Regions from separate parts of the Homo sapiens genome. Here region 1 is linked to region 2. The links are chromatin contacts, found by Hi-C or POLR2A ChIA-PET in ENCODE. All regions are on one chromosome and are shown on one strand. The core of a region is the stretch at or near the end of the contact, and the rest is flanking DNA. Distances in the headings are between cores, read along the strand shown.

What was found. Hi-C counts contacts between places; a loop is a spot of excess contacts on that map. ChIA-PET counts read pairs that join two places held with the same protein, here RNA polymerase II (POLR2A). Pooled maps may share reads with other maps.
Region 1: a map of PC-9 shows a loop between it and region 2 (2.7-fold over the local background). The contact joins two enhancer-like sites. A Hi-C loop is called at or near these places in 8 of 168 maps with a recorded cell type or tissue (CD14-positive monocyte, GM20431, PC-9 and 5 more), 2 of 37 single-sample maps with no recorded cell type and 3 of 50 pooled maps. POLR2A ChIA-PET finds 5 or more read pairs at or near these places in 7 of 52 experiments (AG04449, CD4-positive, alpha-beta T cell, PC-9 and 4 more).

What each region holds. Positions count from the first base shown.
Region 1 is chr17:7,802,736-7,806,500 of GRCh38, reverse strand. DNAH2 (dynein axonemal heavy chain 2) reads right to left here. Exons shown (of 86, transcript NM_020877.5): 59 at 2,035-2,245; 60 at 1,427-1,543; 61 at 1,108-1,249. Among named protein-coding and RNA genes, the nearest start is that of KDM6B, 30 kb to the left of the region's middle. Within about 2 kb of position 2,385, at least 3 of the 41 ENCODE cell types and tissues checked have a DNase peak (open chromatin) inside an H3K27ac peak, as active enhancers do.
Region 2 is chr17:7,765,927-7,769,749 of GRCh38, reverse strand. It overlaps DNAH2 (dynein axonemal heavy chain 2), which reads right to left. Exons shown (of 86, transcript NM_020877.5): 22 at 3,269-3,432; 23 at 1,689-1,850; 24 at 1,483-1,586. Among named protein-coding and RNA genes, the nearest start is that of DNAH2, 50 kb to the right of the region's middle. Within about 2 kb of position 2,234, at least 2 of the 41 ENCODE cell types and tissues checked have a DNase peak (open chromatin) inside an H3K27ac peak, as active enhancers do.

The DNA.
Region 1 (3,765 bases), core at 1,136-3,635, 37 kb before region 2:
ATTTTGTAGTAGAGACAGGGTTTCACCGTGTTAGCCAGGATGGTCTCGATCTCCTGACCTCGTGATCCACCTGCCTCAGCCTCCCAAAGTGCTGGGATTACAGGCGTGAGCCACCGTGCCTGGCCCATTCTTCTATCTTTAGGACAATTTTGGTTAATATACAGATGCTCCCGATAAGCCCATCATACATTGAAAATATGGTAAATCAAAAATGCATTTAATGCATCTAACCTACTGAATGTCATAATTCATCCCAGCCTAACTTAGACGTGCTCAGAGCACTTACATTAAGCCTACAGTTGGGCAAAATCATCTAACACAAAGTCTATTTTATAACAAAGTGTTGAATATCTCATGTAATGTATTGAACACTGTACTGAAAGTGAAAAACAGAATGATTGTATGGGTACCATTGTAAAGACGAAAAATCTTAAGTCAAACCATTGTAAGCTGAATGTCAGTATTAAGATGAGCTGTTTTCTGTTACTTACAACCAAATAATCTTTTTAAAAATTTCATATTTAATAATTATAAAAGCAATCAGAAATGTAGTTTTTTCTTTTTCTCTTTTTAGTGAAAAGAAATAGGTAACTTTGTAAAAAGTCAGAAAATACCAGTAACAACTAAATAATCTTTTTTTTTCTTTGGAGACAGGGTCTGGCTCTGTCTCCCAGGCTGGAGTGCAATGGCGCAATCTCGGCTCACTGCAGCCTCAGCCTTCCAGGTTTAAACGATCCTCCTGCCTCAGCCTCCCAAGTAGCTGGGACTACAGGCATGCACCATCATGCCCAGCTAATTTTTGCATTTTTTTTTGTAGAGATGGGTTTTCGTCATGTTGCCCAGGCTGGTCTCAAACTCCTGGGCTCAAGTGATCTGCCCACCTTGCCCTCCCAAAGCTTGGGTTTACAGGCATGAACCACCACACTCGACCCACAACCAAAGAACCTTAACTGATATTCATGCGGTCTCCTTTCTACTAGGCCCTGTGCTCTTGAGGGTAAGAACAATGCCTCATCCATCCCTATCTTTCTGAGTGTCTGCTGCACAGCCGACGATCAATAAACACTGGGTGAGTGGAAGTCATTGATTTCATTGTCTCTAGCTTACCTAGCTGCCTCTTGGCCTCTGCCCATGTGGGCTCGTTGCCTCGAAGAATCATAACTGCCTGCATCACTATCTCCACTTGGGCTGGGGGCCGTCCATAAGACTTGATCTCTCCTATATCCTTCTTGTTCAGAGACTCCAGGGCCTGGGGGAAAAGGGGATAAAGTGAGGGTAAGACAGGACCTTCTGGAGACAGAACCTAGCTGAGGTGCCACCTCTTCTTCCCACTTCCCCAGAGTCTTTGAGGACAAAGAAGACTGGCCCATTCCCTTCCCCGGGGCCTCGCGTTCCTGGCTCCCATCCTTGCACCCGCCCCTGGTACCCGCATGGCCTCTTCCAGGGCGGGCAGTGCCTCTTCTAGATCTTTCTGGGCATTGTCAGCCAGTGCCTGACACTTGATTTCCTCAACTGCAATCTTTTCACTGTTGGCTGTTACGGCCTAGGGATGAAAAAAGGACAAGGGTTTTTTGTCTTTGCCTTGGGCAAAGGTGGGAGTGACGGTGTTGGTGGAAAAGATGAAAGAGAAAGCTAAAGAATTTTTTTTTTTTTTTGAGATGGAGTCTAGCTCTTTCGCCCAGGCTGGAGTGCAGTGGTGCAATCTCAGTTCACTGCAACCTCCGCCCCCAGGGTTTAAGCGATTCTCCTGCCTCAGCCTCCCGAGTAGCTGGGATTACAGGCACCCGCCACCACGCCCAGCTAATCTTTGTATTTTTAGTAGAGACAGGGTTTCACCATGTTGGCCAAGTTGGTCTCGAACTCCTGACCTCAGGTGATCCTCCTGCCTCAGCCTCCCAAAGTGCTGGGATTACAGGCGTGAGCCACTGCACCCAGTCACTAAAGAAAATTTAAGAAGGGGGGAACATGGGTTCCCTGACGCAGTAGCCGGCACTGGTGGGAGTGGGGCACGGGGGGTGGGCGTGGGCCCTGGACCTTCTGCTGCTCATCTGCCTCCCGCTTCTGCTGCACAATGATGACCAGGTACTCCTCACACTGCTTCTGGAACTCAGCCACCTTCTTCTTGGCATCCTCCAGCTCCAACGACATCACTTGCACCTTTTCCCTAGTTTCGTCGATCTTGAACAAGCCTGTCCGCAGTTTATTGGCTTGGGCCAGCAGCTCCTGCCGTTTTTCTCCCAGCAACCTGGGGGAAAGAATAGGACAGGGTGTGGAGAGGCGGGGCTTCCGGAAAGCGCGGTGTCCTGTAAGGTCCACCTTCCCCGTGTGTCTCGAGTCCGCCTTCCTTTCTGTTGCCACCAACACTACCCCCACCATCCTGGTCGGGATTCTATCACTTCCTGCCTGGGTCATTGCCAACAGCTTCCCAAGGGCTCTTCTTGATTTCAGGCTCTCATTCCTCTGGTTTGTTCTACACACCACTACCAGAATCAGCTTGTTAAACAGTCTCCATCACACCACCTCCCCTACATGAGAATCTTCCTCTGTTTCCCACTGTGGAACAGGCAGGTGGGCTGGCCCAGGGCAGGCAGCCGTCCCTCAGCTCCAGCCTGGTTTTTTTTCCCTATGGGAATGAATGTGGGCCCAGTATTGCAACAATTTATTGCTCTCTCTCTCTCTTTCTTTTTTTGTAGAGATGGCGTCTTGTTATTTTGCCCAGGCTGGTCTCAAACTCCTGACCTCAAGTGATCCTCCCACCTCAGCCTCCCAACGTGCTGGGATTACAGGCATGAGCCACTGCACCTGCCCCACAATTTCTGATTTTTTTTTTTGAGACGGAGTCTCGATCTGTCACCCAGGCTGGAGTGCAATGATGCAATCTCAGCTCACTGCAACCTCCACCTCCCGGGTTCAAATGATTCTCCCGCCTCAGCCTCCCCAGTAGCTGGCATTACAGGCACCCGCCATCATGCCTGGCTAATTTTTGTATTTTTGTAGAGACAGGGTTTCACCATGTTGGCCAGGCTGTTCTTGAACTCCTGACCTCAAGTGATCGGCCCACCTTGGCCTCCCAAAGTGCTGGGATTACAGGCGTGAGTCACCGTGCCCAGCCTTATTTGTATCTTTTAAAATATCCTTTGCAATAAATCAGCAATAGTAGGTGAAGTGTTTCCTGAGTTCTGTGAGCCACTCTAGCAAATTAACTGAACCTGACAAGGGGGTGGTGGGAACCCTTGATTTATAACCGGCCAGGCAGAAACACAGGTAAAACACTGGGCTTTCGGTTAGCATCAGAAGCGGCGGGTGTATTGTGGGACTGAGCCCTCCACCTGTGCGATCTGACTCTAACTCCAGGTAGACCATTTCAGACTTGAGTTATATCATAGGACACCCAGCCAGTGTCCCCTGGAGAACTGCTTGGGTGGGGAAAATCCCCACCACATCTGGTGTCAGAAGTGAAGTACAGCCAGCCTTCCGTATCCACATCCGTGGATTCAACCAACAGAGGATCAAAAATATTTGAAAAAAGTCTGGGCACGGTGGCTCATGCCTGTAATCCCAGCACTTTGGGAGGCCAAGGCCGGAGGATCACCTGAGGTCAGGAGTTCAAGAACAGCCTGGCCAACATGGTGAAACCCTGTCTCTACTAAAAATACAAAAAAAAAAAAAAATAGCTGGGCATGGTGGCGCGTGCCTGTAATCCCAGCTACTAGGTAGGCTGAGGCAGGAGAGTCACTTGAACCCGGGAGGCAGAGGTTGCAGTGA
Region 2 (3,823 bases), core at 985-3,484:
ATAGATCATGATTGAAACACCATTTATAAAAATTACTTTATTTTTATAAATCTATCCCCAATGGTTTGAGATACATCCTCTGCCATATAATAAATTCCAGATGAATTAAAAGAGTTAAACCTGAGAAACACAAAGCATTAGAGGAAAGAATGAAGAGGATGTATTTGTAACTTTGGGATAGGAAAGGTCTTCCTAAACAAGGCACAAAGGCAAAAACCATACAGAAAGAAAGTTATACTTCTGGCTACCTCAAAATAAAATCTTTTGTATAACAAAAGACATAAGGCGGGACGGGCACGGTGGCTCATGCCTGTAATCCCAGCACTTTGGGAGGCCAAGGCGAGCGGATCACTTGAGGCCAGGAGTTCAAGACCATCTTGGGCAACATGGCAAAACCCCATCTCTACTAAAAATACAAAAATTAGCAGAGCATGGTGGCAGGTGCCTGTAATCCCAGCTACTTGGGAGGCTGAGGCACAAGAATTGCTTGAACCCGCGAGGTGAAGGTTACAGTGAGCCGAGATCACAGCACTGCACCCCAGCCAGGGCAACAGAGTGAGACTTTGTCTCCCCCACAAAAAAAGGAAAAAAAAAGACATAAGACTTAGTCATGATAGACAACTCCCTTTCAGAGAGAGGGAGGCCCCAGGGCAGGGGTCAGAGAACAAGAAGCCAGCAAGGCTGGATGACCCGAGACAGTGCAAGAAGCAGAGGACAGTGGCAGGCTTGGTGTCTGCGCCACATGTTCGCTGAGCACTATTTGCAATAGCTAAGATGTGGAATCACCCTAAGTGTCCATCAAGCGATGAATGGAGGATGAAAATGTGGTGTATATATACAAAGAAATACTCTTCAGCCTCAGGAAAGAAGAAAATCCTGTCATTTGCAACAACATGGAAGAACCTGGAGGACATTATGCTAAGCGAAATAAGCCAGGCGAAGAAAGACAAACACCGCATGATCGCACTCATATGTCATATGTAAAGTCTGAACAGGTTGAACTCACAGAAGCAGAGTCGAGTGCTGGTTACCAGGGGCTGGGGGTGGTAGGTGGAAAGTTCGGGAGGTGTTGGTCAAAGGACACAAAATTTCAGTTAGACAAGAGGGATGATCTCCTGTACATCACGGCAACAATGGTTAATAACAATCTATTGTATACTTGAAAATCACTGAGAGTAGCTTTTCAGTACTCTCACTACAAAAAATAGGTATGTGAGGTAATGCATATGATAATTAGCTCAATTTAGCCATTCTACAATGTGTACATATTTCAAAACATTATGCTGTACACCAAAGTGTATGCAATTTTCATGCGTCCATCAAAATTAAATGTTAAAAAGAGGAAAGAGAAAAAGACATACATTTGTGGACAGAGGGGAAGAGAGGGCTGTGAACACTGCGGAGAGGAGAATGGGAGGGACCAAGTGGTGGCGCAGGCCAGCGGGGCAGAGTGGACACCCCGGAGCAGAGGAGAAGCCTCACCTCTCTCTAAGGGCAGGGTTCCGCAGGTCTGAGATGAGAGGCATGGTCCTCTTGAACTGCTCTATTTTTGAGCGAGTGGTTTCAATAATTTCCCAGTTTCGGTCCTGAGCAAAAGTTGGGGGCATGAGAAGACCCGACGACCTCCCTGGGAACAGACCCAGATCCTCCACCAGCTTCTCTTCCGCCTCCCCGCCGTTTCTCCCCACCTTATACTCTTTGGCTAATTTTGTGAGGCGACGAAACAGCCCGTGGGCCGTGGTCTCCATGGTTTCCGTCTGCAGGATCAGGAACCGGCCAGTCTTCCACTCATTCCAGTTCTCCTCCCAGTCTCGTGCGATCTCCCAGATTTGCTGGAGGGCATCGAGCTCCTACAGGGCAGAAAGGCGCGTTGCATGAAGTGGCACCTGCCCTCTTCCTCCCTGACGGACGCCCAGGCCCTTCGCTGCTCTCGCTCTGTGAAGCTTCCCCTCTAGATAATACAGCGGCCTCCTCAGTCCACATATTTTTCTCCACTCTGTTGCCTTAAGAGCTTATCAAGGAACAAGCACATGAAAAAATCCTCAATGTCATGAGTCATTAGGGAAATGCAAATCAAAACCTCAGTGGGATGCCACTTCACACCCGCTAGGATGGCTAGAACCAAAAAAAAAAAAAAAAAGGTAAATAAGTGTTGGCACGGAGATATGGAGAAATAGGGAGACTTGTACACTGCTAGTGGGAATGTGAAACGGTGCAGCTGCTGTGGAAAATGGCTTGGCAGCTCCTCAAAAAGTTAAACATAGAGTTTCCATATGATCTAGCAATTCCACCCCTAGGCTTACACTCACAAGAATAGGGAACAGGTGTTCAGACAAATACAAGTACACGCGTGTTCATGGCAGCACTACTCCCTTTAGCTAAAAGGTGGAAACAACCCAAATGTCCATCAACTGGTGAATGGTAAACAAAATGTGGTAAACTCATGCGATATTCAAATATGAATATTCAGCCATTTAAAAAAGTACTGATCCATGCCACACCATGGATGAACCTTGAAGACATTATGCTAAGCGAAAGAAGCCAGATTAAAAAGGCCACGTATTATCATACAAATGGTTCCATTTGTATGAAGTGTCCAGAATAGGGGAATCATACACATGGAAAACAGGCTCATAACAGACTGGGGCGGGGGACGGGGGACTGGGGCGGGGGACGGGGGATGCACGTGACTGCTAATGGGCAGAGTTTCCTTTAGGGTAATAAAAATGTTTGGGAATTAGATAGATGTGGTATGAATTACTAAACGTCACGAATTGTTTACTTCAAAATGGTTAATTTTGGCAGGGCGTGGTGGCTCACACCTGTAATCCTAGCACTTTGGGAGGTCGAGCCAGGTGGATCACCTGAGGTCAGGAGTTCGAGACCAGTCTGGACAATATGGTGAAACCCCATCTCTATACTAAAAATATAAAAATTAGCCATGCATAGTGGTGGATGCTTGTAATCCCAGCTACTCGGGAGTGTGAGGCATGAGAATCGCTTGAACCCGGGAGGCAGAGGTTATAGTGAGCCGAGATTGTGCCACTGCACTCCAGCCTGGGTGAGAGAGCAAGACTCTATCTCAAAAAAAAAAAAAAAAAAAAAAAAAGGATTAATTTTGTTGTATGAATTTTACCTCAACTGAAACAAACAAAAGCTCCTTGTGAGCTCCTCTCCCTTCCCACTGCCTTTGTGGGCGCTAAGGACCCATTCTCCTGTCCCTGCCCCTTATCGACAGTGACCACAGGGTCCTTGCTCAGCACACCACCTTCTCCAGGTTCTGAAGGTCCTTGGAGGGTGGCTGCTCGATCTTGAAGATGCCCAGGTTGGCTCGGAGACTATTTTCCTCTTCCCGCATGGCCATCAGCATGGCCCGCACTTGTGTAATCTGGTCTAAGGCAGACATGTATCCCACGTTGCTGGTGAAATGGCCTGTGGAGGATTCAGGATGAAGCTCAGCTTCCCGCTCACGTCTGGCAAGGACAGCCATGGCTCTCCTATCTCTTTGTGGGCAAATCTCACCTCTCTCCTCACGTGAGAGAGGGAAGGGAAGGAGAGTAAGAGGGAACGCGTTGAAAGAATAACGGTTAATCTTAGCAAAAACTCCTAAATGTGGCTTGAGAGTCAGGAACAGATGGAATATGGAAGTCGGGATAAGAAAAGTAGAAATGCGGGCCGGGCGCGGTGGCTCACACCTGTAATTCCAGTACTTTGGGAGGCCGAGGCAGGCAGATCACAAGGTCAAGAGATCAAGACCATCCTCGCCAACATGGTAAAACCCTGTCTGTACTAAAAATACAAAAATTAGCCGGGTGTGGTGGCA